Linked DNA regions of Mus musculus: region 1 is linked to region 2. Evidence: chromatin contacts called from ENCODE Hi-C or POLR2A ChIA-PET data. All regions are on one chromosome and are shown on one strand. Each heading gives the region's core, a stretch centred on a gene start or an enhancer-like site at or near the end of the contact. The rest is flanking DNA. Distances are from core to core; before and after follow the strand shown.

Evidence for each region. Hi-C counts contacts between places; a loop is a spot of excess contacts on that map. ChIA-PET counts read pairs that join two places held with the same protein, here RNA polymerase II (POLR2A).
Region 1: a map of T-helper 17 cell shows a loop between it and region 2 (2.7-fold over the local background). The contact joins the promoter of Lyzl4 here to the promoter of Entpd3 in region 2. A Hi-C loop is called at or near these places in 1 of 37 maps with a recorded cell type or tissue (T-helper 17 cell). POLR2A ChIA-PET finds 5 or more read pairs at or near these places in 1 of 5 experiments (embryonic stem cell).

Annotation. Positions count from the first base shown.
Region 1 is chr9:121,584,993-121,591,521 of GRCm38, forward strand. Lyzl4 (lysozyme-like 4) reads right to left here and starts at 1,969. Exons shown (of 5, transcript NM_001382835.1): 1 at 1,701-1,969. It overlaps Lyzl4os (lysozyme-like 4, opposite strand), which reads left to right and starts at 2,028. Exons shown (of 4, transcript NR_040740.1): 1 at 2,028-2,240.
Region 2 is chr9:120,535,327-120,541,804 of GRCm38, forward strand. Entpd3 (ectonucleoside triphosphate diphosphohydrolase 3) reads left to right here and starts at 4,492. Exons shown (of 11, transcript NM_178676.5): 1 at 4,492-4,557; 2 at 5,326-5,377. The coding sequence starts at 5,338.

The sequences.
Region 1 (6,529 bases), core at 719-3,218, 1.0 Mb after region 2:
GGTGCAACTCCTGAAGACTGACCGACCCTGCCTGAGGTCTCCCTCCCCTTGCCCAGGCTTTGCTGCCCACAGTCCCTTCCCTGATCCCTAGGGAATGATAATCCTGTTTTTGGTTGTTGTCCCATGCTTTAAACCATGCTTTAAACCAGAATAATTGACTGGAAAGCAGGGTGTAGCCTCCTTCCAGTGTGCCTCACACTCTGTCACTATAGACCAGTGACAATCACCTCATGCTACTGTGTTGCCATTCAAACATATGTATACTCTCCCAGTGACAGTCTCTTCCTCCTGGAGCCTGCAGCCATGGCTTGGGCTTAGAAAGTCCTTTTTGGGGGGTTATTCTGTGTATTGGAGATCTGGTACACACATAGAGGGTGGCTTAGGCATGAACTGTTGCCCTTAGACTCTCTGGTTTGACCCGTTGGCCCAAGTTGCTGATGCTGTTTCTGGAAGGTTTCGAGCCTTTAAGAGGTGACACCAGCCCCACTTCCTGGTCTCTGCTTCCTGATTGCAGATACGATGTGACAAGTCACCTTGAGCTTTTATAAATGTGAGTCGTCACCTAGTGGCCTTGTTACCACACTGGGCAGTGCCACCAAACCAGAGCCACAAATAAATCTTTCCATTTTTAGGTTGTTGGGTATTTGGTCCCCTCTGTAACAAGCAAAGTGTCCTCTGAAGAATAAAATTGCTCTCTGCCATGAACTTAGCTTAGATGAAACCTCTAAGTGGGGCAAAGGTGGCAGACATGTTTAATTCTGCTGCGTGGTTAGTTGTACACCTGACCACGTCTCAGGAGGTGGTATCTTGGTTCTCAGATAGCCTGGGCCTTAATAGCTGCTTTGCTCTCAGCAGTTGGGATGGCAGTGACCCCAGCAGTGACCTTAACAAGTTATTCAACTTCTCTGTGCTTCAGAGCTCTTTCCTGTCACACAGAGGAAAATACTCCTTGCCTAATTGTGCTGAGAAAATGATTTTAGTATAGAAAGCACTACATGCTCGGGGCAGCCTCGTTCTGAGTCCTGGTTGTACACCCTTGGTCCTCATTAATAACTGAATTTCTATGCATGGGGAGAGAGACCATATTGACATTTTCTAGCTGTGCAAACAGTATTTTGGGAACCATTAGTCTTTCCCAGGCTAGGCACTGTCTCAGCTCTTCCCTCCCTCCAGCAGCCAATTCAGCAGGAACATGGATGCTGTTCTAAGGCCTACCCACCCCTCATCTGCCTGCCTGCCACTGTTCTGGCCCAGGTCATCACCATCTCTGACTAATTATGGGTTTCTAACAACATCCTCCACATACCATTTGTCCAATTCCTCCTGATCTGGCCCCTGTGCCCCTCTTCAGTCTGACCTCAGGCCACTCCAGACCCTTCCTCCCACTTTGTTCTTCCACAGGCTCCCTGCACGTGTTCCCTGGACCACGCCACTCCCGCCACCTTTGTGCCAGCTGTTCCCTCCACCTACATGACTACTCCAATGACCACAGTTTTAACCATGGCCACTGATTCGTCGAGGAAGGTGGCTTGGTTGTCTTTGTAATACATTCTAATAGCAGTCACTGTGTTGTTTTGCTCTCTTGCTTATAACCTTGGTCTCATACAGAAAGCTTGCATGACGCCGTCTCCTCCCCAGAGGCCAGTACCCAATACCTTGCTGGTTCTCGATGATCTTGTTGAAAGAATAAGCAAGCTTACCCTTCCAAAATGTGTCTCCAGATGACCAAAAGGGGACTTTGCTGACAAATGTGCTCTATAGCCAGATGTCGTTTGCCTGTCTCTGCTTCTGCCCACAAAGGCCCACCTACCAGCCCGGCAGGGAGTCCACGTTGCTTGCAGGCTGGGTACTCTGCCGGCACTGGGTCCCCTGCACTTTCTCAGATGCCACTTTCTTAATAACCCATTTGTCTTCACCCAAGAGTTTCTACACCATCGATCCTGCTCCATGAGAAACTCTTCTAGAACCTTCTCTATGACATCTGTGAGCCAGAATGTTCTGAAAGGAGAAGGAATCCATCATCACCACTGAGACCACATTAGCTTTCCGCCACTGCGACAGATGTGTGAGAAGTCTGACGTGGGCCTCAGGGTGCCGGCAGGGCCAGGCTCCTTCTGGAGACAGTAAAGATGGCCCACTTCTTGTTCATACAGCAGTGTTGGCTGAAGGTTACCCTAACTGCTGAGGGCTGCCCACCCTCCTCACTCTGTTCCCCTTCCTGGTCATCAAAGACATCAAGGGTGAGTCCAAATCCCTCCCACCAGGACTCTGTCCTACCTCTGTCCCTCAGGTCAACTCCTCAGGCTTTCTCTTCCACTATTCTGAGGATTTTTGTCACTAGATTGGTCCACCCAGACTTCAGGCAATCTCCTCTTGAGGTACTCAGCCTTAATCATATCTGAAAATCCATTTTGCTAGTAACACATTCTGATGTCCCAAGGGTCATGTCAGGGACACATTTGCCAGGGAAGTGCTCTGTCAGCCATAGCATAACCATCGCAAGGCCCGGGATCAAGGATTCTCTCTTTTTGGATCTAGGCCACCTAATCTGAGACATGAAAATGTCACCTTGGGTTATTATTAGGTCTCAAATGATAAGAGACCTTAAGATAGGAGAGGATATGTTGACTTGTAGGAACATGGAAGTAGTTCCAGCCAGCTCAGTTAAAACTGGTAATTGCATGATTGATTTAAAATAAGAGTGGAAACACACAAAAGAAAAAAAACTAAACCAGCTACAAACACTTCTGCTTAGACCCATGAGTGCATCAGCAAAATTCAGTGTTGGTCTTTAAGAATTATCAACCAGTGTGTGTGTGTGTGTGTGTGTGAGTGTGTGTGTGTGGTGTATGAGTGTTCATGTATGACTGTGTGTGTGTGTGTGTGCATGTGTGTGTGCGTGTGTGTGTGCGTGTGTGTGGCATGTATGAGTGTGCATGTATGACTATGTGTGTGCATGTATGTTGTGTAGTATATACTACACTGTGTATCACTTACAGTTTCCATTGCTTTAAAGTAGAACAATGATTTAGAAGCAGGCAAACTGCCATCCTCTAAACCTCTCTCCCCTCTATGCTGTCACGATTATAACTTTAATTTTTTCAAATCCTATTTTTAATGATGGTCCGTAAATGCTTTAACCTTCCTTGTAACCTACCACTCAGAGGTAGTGGAAAAGAAAGGATACAGAGGAAGTGGACCTGTTTAGAAAGGTTCTTTGGAGCAACTCCCATCTGTGTTGCCTAGAAATCAAAAGTTTGGTTCACAAGTCAGCAGGCAGTGGCAGCTCGATCCACTCGCAAACACTTCACGGATAGACCAGCAGTCCAGTTCAGTAAAGTTGGGTTAACAACAGCAGTGGCACAACCTAGCAGAGACAACCAGGCCTCAGCCCTGGCTTGAGGATGGACCAGGGAGGAACGCCAGGAGATGTTCTCAGTTGTGCCTCTCTCAGGGAGGCAAAGATCAGCAAAGACACAAGACCCACAAGCATTACACAGCTAGCTGTACCTGCAAGTCTAGCTCTGTCGCCATCACTCCGTGGAGTCCTGTTTATAACCTCCAAACATCACGTTCGTCCATGTGTCTTGTCTCAGCATGGGTTTTGCCTCAGCAAAGTCCTGAGAAATGCAGCTAAACTACGAAATGTAAGGCGAACCGATACATGCCCATTGTTAGCAAAGAATCCTTCATCACGTGTCCTTTCATGCGCTTGCTTTAGCAGAACATCCTGTGTCTCCTTCATTGAAACGTCCCTTCACGTGTTTACCCCAGGAAAACACCATCCAACTGACTTTCCAAAGAACCCTTAAGTTTCCACTTCACAAGATGTTAAAAACTTACCCTACATTTACTCCTTCAGCAAAATGCTTTTTGATGACTCCCACTTTTCAAGTTTCTCAAAGTACTCAACTTATGTTTATCATGACCTCAAGCTGGAGTGACAGACTGTGCCCAGTGTGGTTAGTCACCTACCTCAGCCTTACACCCACCTAAGCCGGCAGGTCAGCTCTGAGGGACACCTGGGTGACAGAGTATTCATTGTTACTCACACCAGAGAGCATCATGTAACTTGATGAACTTCTAAATAGCTTTTGAGGATCAACTCGGGTTAGCACACCCCTAAAGACTCTCTCAAGTCAAGAGACATATCTCCTCGGGAGAGAGACATTCTGGTTGGCTGGCTTCCTGAACCTCTGCCTCCTCATATGCCCCACTGCTGTTTGTGCAGGCTTATTTGTCTGTGGAAAACAGTTCACACAGAGAGGGTTAGTGGAGCATCCAGAGAAACAGGCCCCATGCTACCATTACCATTACTGGTTGAGGGCAAAGACTGGTAGACACAGCATAGGAACTAAATATAGCAGCTGTTATTGCAATGTTTCTTTTGGAAAGAAGCCATGCCAATCATTTCCATGCTATCTTAGGACTGCTTTGGGCTGTAGTGGTAGAACTGCAGTGGGGTTAAAAGGCTTTTTAAAGTCTTTTATTATTTTTTAAAATAATATCCTCCCCTGGAACATGGATTTGACTGGACCACCTTGGTTTTGCATTTGCCACTAACCATCTGTGTGGCCTCAAGACAGCTGCTCCTCCTCAAGACAGCTGCTCCTCCTCAAGACAGCTGCTCCTCCTCTATGTGAGGCTAAAGACACGGTGTGGACACTGCTCAGAGCCTGCACAGGGAGTGGGTGTTGATAGCAAGTCTCAGAAAATGGACAAAAGTCACCATGAAGATAGGAATGCAGTCAAACTGGCTTCTGCCTCTGTCCTCTTCCCACCAGTACCACAGTGCTCAACTGCCATTGGATGGCTCCATGGCTCCACCTCCTCCAAGCAGAAGCCAGCAGCGCACCCCCACCCTCAACCCCCAGGTCCTGGTGCCCTAGGCTCCTGCTCAGCAGGTTTCTGGTGCCAGGATGTTGCTCCAGGGCTTTTTATGTAGTGCTCCCTTGTAAGCAAAGTGCAAGGAGGACTGAGGCCACAGGCTGACTCCAGCTTCAAGGAGAGGAAGCAGTTCAGGCCTTGCCAATCTGTAACAAAGGAACCCAGCGGGTCATCCCTGGGCCTTGGAAACCAAACCATCCTTCAGGATGAGTGCTCCCTTTCTGGTGTGGTTGACTCTAAGGTCAGTGAGCCTTCGGCTAGAAGGAGATTTCTGGAGAAGAAATCACACAAAAGGAGAAGCAGCAAAGGGTGGAGGGAATGGGGTGGGAGTGAGCGAGGCTCAGCTGGTAATTTGTCAAATGAGAGAGACAGGAGGATCAGCAGTTTGAAATCATCTCTGACTACACAAAGAGAGAAACAAAGATGATAAAATCATCTATACATGATGATATGATATCCAACCTAGGATCAGCAATTAAATCTAGAAAATATCGCTTGCTGGCTACGTGAGACACTCAGACCTCACTTGTGTGGGGGCTCTTCCGATTCATTTTGATGCAGCATCTTTCCCTCTGGGTTTGTTAGATACAATACAGGAAACCATCTTTAAAAGAATGGGTTTTTCTACGCCCTCCCTTGCTCCTGAATAATGACATAGAGACTTTTTATTTATTATAAGCTTCTTGCAGGATAGCACAATGATGGACTTAGTCTACTTTGCAGTCTACTTCCCAGCCACGTGGCCAGTTACCTGCCATCTTGGTCTCACCATGGTCTCTTCCTCCTTCCACATCCAGATAGCAATTCCCCAGAGTTCTACCTAAGACCCCCTTCCTCCTGCCTGGCTCAGAAGTCCCGCCCCTTCTTGTCCTGCCCAGCCATAGGGTGCTCAGCCCTTTACTGACCAACCAAGAGACGAGGAAGAACAATGCTTCACACAATGCCTTTTCAAGAAATGCCCCACAATAATGACAACACTAAGTATGGACAGCAAGCAGATCTCAGGCGCTGAAATCAGCACTCGAACACACAGTGCGCCAAGCATACCCCAGCACACCATCACGGAGGATGGGGGCGTGGCCAGGGTGGAGCTGTGCTGGGGTGGGGCGTGGCCAGGGTGGAGTCGTGGCACCCACAGCAGTAGAACCCAGCTCAATATTCTGCAACCGGAACAGAGCACAGCAGCACCTGAGGTCACTCTTAGCAGAAATGTTTAACCTAAATTATCATGAAGATACGCAGCTGAATGTCAATGTACTGAAAACAGAAGAGTCAGGAAGAGTGGCTGGAACTGGAACCCACACTTCACTGGGTAGACTAAAGCTTCATGAAAGTCGAAGGTCGTTTGTAATCTTTGGCTGGGTTCTGGGCTGCGGAGATGGTTCCGTTGATAAAGTACCTCCCATGCAAGCATGAAGGCCTGGATTCAATCTCCAGTACCTTTGTAAGAACCAGACCCTGAAGCACACATCTGTAACCCTAACAATGGGCACAGGGCAGAGATGGCCCACACAAGTGGATCCCCAGAGCTGATTGGCTGGCCAGCCTAGCCAATCAGTGAGCTCCAAATTTTGGAGAGAAACTGAGGAAGGTAACCAGTGTCAACTGCTGGCTTCCACATGTAGGCACTTAAAAGCACACA
Region 2 (6,478 bases), core at 3,242-5,741:
AGAGGCCTCCCACTCTGCAGCAGCCACCGCACCCTGCTGATCGTCCCCTTGCTGTGCAGAAGCTTTTAAATTTGTATGACCCCTCCTGTCACTTCTCACGATCGTTTCTACTGCCATTGGAGACCATACAGAAACATCCTCTCCTATGCCTATAGCTTGGGGTCCTTTACCCACTTCCTACACTCACTCATACACTACCACACACACATTTGTATATTTACTTAGTACACTCATATATGATAAAGTTCTCATTGGAAAACAGTGGAACTGATCCTCTTTTGCAAACTTACTGGTCATCTTCACTTCTTCTGAAACTTGGCTATTGCATGCCATTTATTTTTCTATATTTGATATTCCTATTATTCTACAGTTTAATGGAATTTTACTCTACTATAGTGTGAGCTCTTGGCTGTGACATTTTAATTATTTATTTTGTGCGTGTTGGGGGTGATGCTCACGACAGCAGATGTGTGGAGGGCAAAGGACACCAGGCAGGATTTATTGTCTCTGTCCACCCTGTGAGTCCTGGGGGTGGAATTCAGGTCGTCAGACTTCTCAACACCTTTATCACACACACCCCTCCCCTCCCCCACCCCTCCCCCTCCTCCTGCCATCTTCCTGGCTCTGCAATCACATTCTCACACCTTCTCACATTGTCTTTCTCTTTCCAGTGCACAGCATTTCCTCCTCAGGAATCAAGCTGATTGGCTTAGTGTCCTTGAGTTGATCTTATGCCGGAAGAGGTGCATCCTCAACAATGATAAAGGTGCTCTGTATTTTCCTAGTACACTGCATTCTTCTGTTTCAACTTCTGATCCATCTAAAAATCTATTTTGAGACACAGGGAATGCTAGGATATGTTCCCGGCGAGCCAGCGATTTCAGCGTCAGCCTCTCCTTTGGTATAGTCTAAACTCCACAGCTATTAGTCTGCTTGGGCTCCTCAGAAGACTTAATAGTCTTTCCTTGCCAGGCGTGGTGGCGCACGCCTTTAATCCCAGCACTTGGGAGGCAGAGGCAGGCAGATTTCTGAGTTCGAGGCCAGCCTGGTCTACAAAGTGAGTTCCAGGACAGCCAAGGCTAGGCAGAAAAACCCTGTCTCGAAAAAATTAAAAAAAGAAGAAGAAGAAGAAGAAGAAGAAGAAGAAGAAGAAGAAGAAGAAGAAGAAGAAGAAGAAGAAGACTCAATAGACTCCTGTATCCAATCCTGCATAATTGCTGAAGCTTTCTAGCATTCCCCATAGCAGGGATGACACCTGGCCACTTTGTGGCCAGTGCTCAAAGGCTTATGAATGTGTGTGCTTGTATTCACGAGCTGAGGGTGAGGCGTCTGTACCTTCCAGTACGAGTGCTTCCAGGGGGATGGTGAAGCAAGCGCCTCGGAATAACCGGGCTGGTCTGGGAGCTGCAGAGGTGTTCCTTTAGTGTGAACCAGAACTGAGCTTCCAGGGGAATAAAGGGAGAGCTGAAGCCGCCCACAGAGGAGGCTGGCACTGTAGACTGAGGTGAGCAAGGAGAGCTGGCTCAGATGGATCTTGGGCTATTTTTAGATACATTTAGGTCCCCTGGCCCAAGAACCTTTCTCGGTTCCCAGCAGCTCACCAGAGTTGCTACTGTCAGATGTATACCTTAGAACAGATCTCTCACTTTGGGTCTGGGTGACAAGCCAACTGCAGTCAGTGGACTCCTGTTCCCCTAGATGCATAAGGACCCAGGTTTTTATAACATGTGTTATGTTCCAGTACCCCATAGTGTTCGAAGAAATTAAGTCTTATATGTAGTCAACACTCCTTCCCCCAGAGCAGATCATATACCAGTCCTTCAGCAAGGACCCATCTCCATCCAACACTGCTCCTTGTGAACACACACATATACTCACACATTCACACATACACACACTCATACATAACTCACACACTCACATACACAGCCACACTCACACATACACTCATGCATAACTTATAGACTCACATTCACATATACACACTCATACACATACACTCCACACACACATACACACATACACTCACACACACTACACATACCCTCTCACACACACACTTACACACATACCCTCCTCACATACACACACAGTCACACATGGGCTTTTCTCTCTAGGCTCACAGGTTTTCAAGCAGGAATTCCTCTCTTCAAGCCCTCTGTCCATCCCACAGGGACTTCAGCCCTACTTACAAAGGAGCAAACCAGTGGAATTTTAGAAGGCAGCCAAGGACCTTGCCCTCAGACCTTCCTTCCAGACCTACTGAGCCACAAGGGAGGATGGTTCAAGACCTCTATCGTCCTTAGCTTTGATTGTCAATTTAATGATAGAATCATTTGAGGAAGAAAACCTCAATTGAGGAATTGCCTAGGTCAGATTGACCAGTGCATATCTTTATTGGGGATTGTCTTGATGTCGGAGGGTCCAGCCCACTGTGGATGGCACCATTCCCTGAGCAGGCTGCCCTGGATTGTATAAGAAAGGTGAGCATGAGCCTGTGAGACATTAGTCCAGTACACATCCTTCATGGTTCCATTTTAACATCCTGCTTGAGAATCCTACCCTGACTTTCCTCACTGATGCCCTGTGACCTGGAAATATAGTCAAATAAACCCTTTCCTCCCCTAAGGTGGTTTTGGTCAGAGTGCTATCAGAGCAACAGAAAATACAACAGGACAACCTCTCACTCAAGCTTCTAGCTTTGGGCCCTCTAAGGAGCCAAGAGGCTGCACCAGAAATGGGCTCCGAAGCCCTCTGGGTCTCTGCAGTCCCTGGGCTGTCCTTCTTTGTCATCTGTCCTATTTGGCTTCCTCCAAGCTGTTTTTGTCCTGACTGTTGGCTCAGTGATGTTTAGAATGAAGGAGCATACTTTTCGGTCCCCATTAAGCCCCCTGGGAATCACCACCACAGATTGGCTTGAGAGTGTGTCTGCCCAGTTCTGTGTTCTCCAGTGTCCGCCCACGTGACTGGAACCCACCTGCCTACTCACCATACCCCATTCTAGTTGTTCTGCACGACACACCCTCTTCCCAGAGAGACTGAGGGGGAATGCACGGAGTTATGTGTGCTCTCAGAGTGGCCTGCCCTGTCCTAATTGGCCCTTGGTTCTGTTTTTCCCTCCAAAAATGTTTGATGGGGAAACTAGGAAAATAAAGTTACCTTGTAGCATGTGTGGTGACCCAAGAGTGACCCCAGTACTAGAAGACTAAGGCAGGAACAAGTGCAAAGCCAGCCTGGGCTACATAGGCAAATCTTGTCTCAAAACAACACACAAAACAGGGTACTGGGCTCCATTCTCCTTTCAGCCTTCCTGCGCTGACTCAGAGCCTCACAATTGCCTGTGACTCCAGTTCCAGAGGATCTGAAGCACTGTGGGTGTCCTCACACACACATGGTATACACACACACACACCACATCACATAATAAGTATATGTAATAATATATAACAAACAATATATAGGCTTAATAATACAACTTTTCTTTTAAAAAGGTTGTCTTGACAGATAGAAGACCGGCAGGCAAGGTGTCTTGGGGTTTCACTTCTGTGAAGAGACAATATGACCACGGCAACTCTTATGAAGGAAAACATTTAACTGAGGCTGGCTTAGAGTTCCAGAGGTTCAGTCCATTATCATCATGGTGGGAACCACGCAGCCTGTGGGCAGACGTGGAGCCAAAAGTTCTACATCTTGATCCTAAAGCAGCCGGAGACTGGATGTGTTCCGCGGTGGGTGTGATTTGAGCGTATAAGAGCTCAAAGCCCTGCCTCCACAGTGACATTCTTCCTCCAACAAGGCCACACCTCCTAATAGTGCCACTCCCTGTGGCCAAACATTCAAACACATGAATTTGTGGGAACCAAACTTACTCAAACTACCACCCAGGGGGTGCCTCTTGGGACTGGGGGCAAGGTCACATCACATCCTCTTCTGCCTTGGGTTCAGGGGACTGTGCAGGGAGTTAGAAGATAAAGATGTGGAAAGCTCTCTGACTGGGTCCTGGTGGGACACTGAGCTAACTAACCCTGTCAGCTTAAGAGCATCTGCCATCACCTAGGAAACACACTTCTGAGCAAGTCTGAGACTGGGTGTCTAGGCTGGGTTAACTGGGCCAGAAAGACCCATCTTGAACGAGGGTGGTACCAGCGCTTTAGGCTGGGATCTCTGGTACCTGAATGCAGACAGGATGTGACTGCAGTCTAAGATCCTGCCAAGATACGTTTTTAGGACAGTACCTACAACCGTGAGTCACCTTTTCTTCTTTAGGTCCCTTTTGTCAGGTACTTTGTCAGCAACGAGGGAAGTAACTAAAACAAGGCCTGAAAGGATTGGCTACCCCCCACGTGGCAATGATTCCCCCTCCATCCTCATGCCGGACAGGCTGGGGTGAAGTGAAAGAGAAGAGCCTGGGAAGGTGAAGAGGTCCTGGCCCCAGCGCTTGCGGGAGGCGGTCCCTAGCAGGCTGCGCCACCCACGCCACCTCGCTCCGCCTCCTGGACTCCCGCACCCCAGAGGCGCCTCCGCTTTTCAGCAACCCGCAGCGAAAGCAGCGCCCAGGTAAGGTCTGGCCCCGCGCGCAGGAGTGGGATGGAGCAGGCTGTGGGGGGCTGGGAGCGGGGAGGGAAGGAACCAGCACAGCTTCCCGCAGAGGGCCGCAGGCAGGAGCTGAAACCCGGGGAGCTGGGCACTGTCATCTGACAGGGACAGGACACCGCGTCACGAAGCACCCCAAGACCTGCAGATGCAGGGGACGGGCCAACTCCCAGGTCCCCACCCTGATCCCCAGGGCCTGACAGCTGTCTGCTGGTGTTCAGCTCAGGGAGCTGGAGACACCCCGCGGGTCTTTAAGGGTGACTGCATGCTGGCAGCCACCAGCACACACCGATGCCAACCGGCTTTGCTGGTGCGCTTTGAAGTATAACCCAGCCCGAGCCTTGTGAATATTACTAAGAGGGGGTTCGCTCTGCCCGGGTGCTGGTCACAGGTGCGGCCCACAGGAGAAAAAAAAAAAAGAAAGAAAGAAAGAAAGAAAGAAAGAAAGAAAGAAAGAAAGAAAGAAAGAAAGAAAGAACACATGCGCGCTCACACAAGCTTTTGGGGTTTTATTTTCAAAATTGCTCTCTAGTTAAAGTTTTAACCAATCCATTCTTCCAGCTTTACATTTGGGGAGGGGATACTGGGTTTGGAGTTCCAGCTTCCATCGGTCTCTGACGTTCTGGTTTGACCTCATTGTTTCTAAAGAGGCTTCGATTTAGATGACGTTGTGTTCAATATCAATACGTGCAAGTTTAGCCACACGCTCCTTCTGTGTTCTTACCCCTGCAGCCCGGAGAGAAGATGTTTACCGTGATGACCCGCCAGCCATGTGAACAGGCAGGTAAGTGTTGCTCACTGGATGCTAGGTTTTGTCAGACCCAGGGAGAATCCCAGCTTTGGTTCGTAGCTCTCCATCTATATCTCCTGTGAATGGCTGTTTATCGTTGTTCCAAGACTTCGCTCACCTGGGTTTCACCCTTGACATTCTTCAGATAAAAGTAATGCTTTTCCACAAAGCCACAGGAAACAAGGGCTAACACGAATGTTTGGCTTAAATGGTTTTTCCTGTTCGTATAATCCATTATTTTGGCTCTTGTGGTTTCCTTACCTAGCTATGTGTAAGGTTTGTGTTATGTGTTGTTGACGTGGGAATGAATCCTGATAGAGTTGGGTCGCCCTGAGTACTATGGTAAGCTGCACAGGAACACCTCTCCCTCTCATCTGTCTCTCTCATTTGTCTCTCATCTGTCTCTGTCTCTCTGTCTCTGTCTCTGTCTGTCTCTCTCTCTGTCTCTCTGTCTCTGTCTCTGTCTCTCTCTGTCTCTCTCTCTGTCTCTGTCTCTCTCTCTCTCTCTCTCTCTCTCTCTCTCTCTCTCTCTCTCGTGTGTGTGTGTGTGTGTGTGTGTGTGTGTGTGTGTGTGTGTGTGTGTCCTGTCTCTCCCTCCCTTCCTTCCCCCTCCCCATCTTTCCCACACACTTTCAAACCTGCCCAGCTTGGCTGCCTGACCTCCCGGCTCCTCAGTACTGCCCCCCCCTGCTGCCCCCCCCCCCCCAGCTATTCATGCAGATGTGAGAGAGATGCGGAGGTGGGAGAGGCGTCCACTCAGCTAGCCCTCACCTCCTCTCTAGGCTCCAGTAGGCACCTGCAATTAACACTGTTTGCCCAGCCCTCCCTACTCCACAGCTCTAGGCTGCATTTCTTCATGAATGAGACCTAGCCTAGTCTGTTCACTTTTTTGCTGGCTAAGTGTTTGTTGAAGGTAATCACAGCTTTTGACTTAGAAAGTGCTGAAGCTAGAGGATCCTGGAGGCCAGCCCCTGGCTGTGGTCAAGAGCCTGCTTACATTCCACACACCCCCTCCTGTGAAGAGGTTCCTTAGCTATGCCCTAAACTGCTGATTCTTGGCTTCCAACAGGGTATGACTTGAGGGCATATAGACTA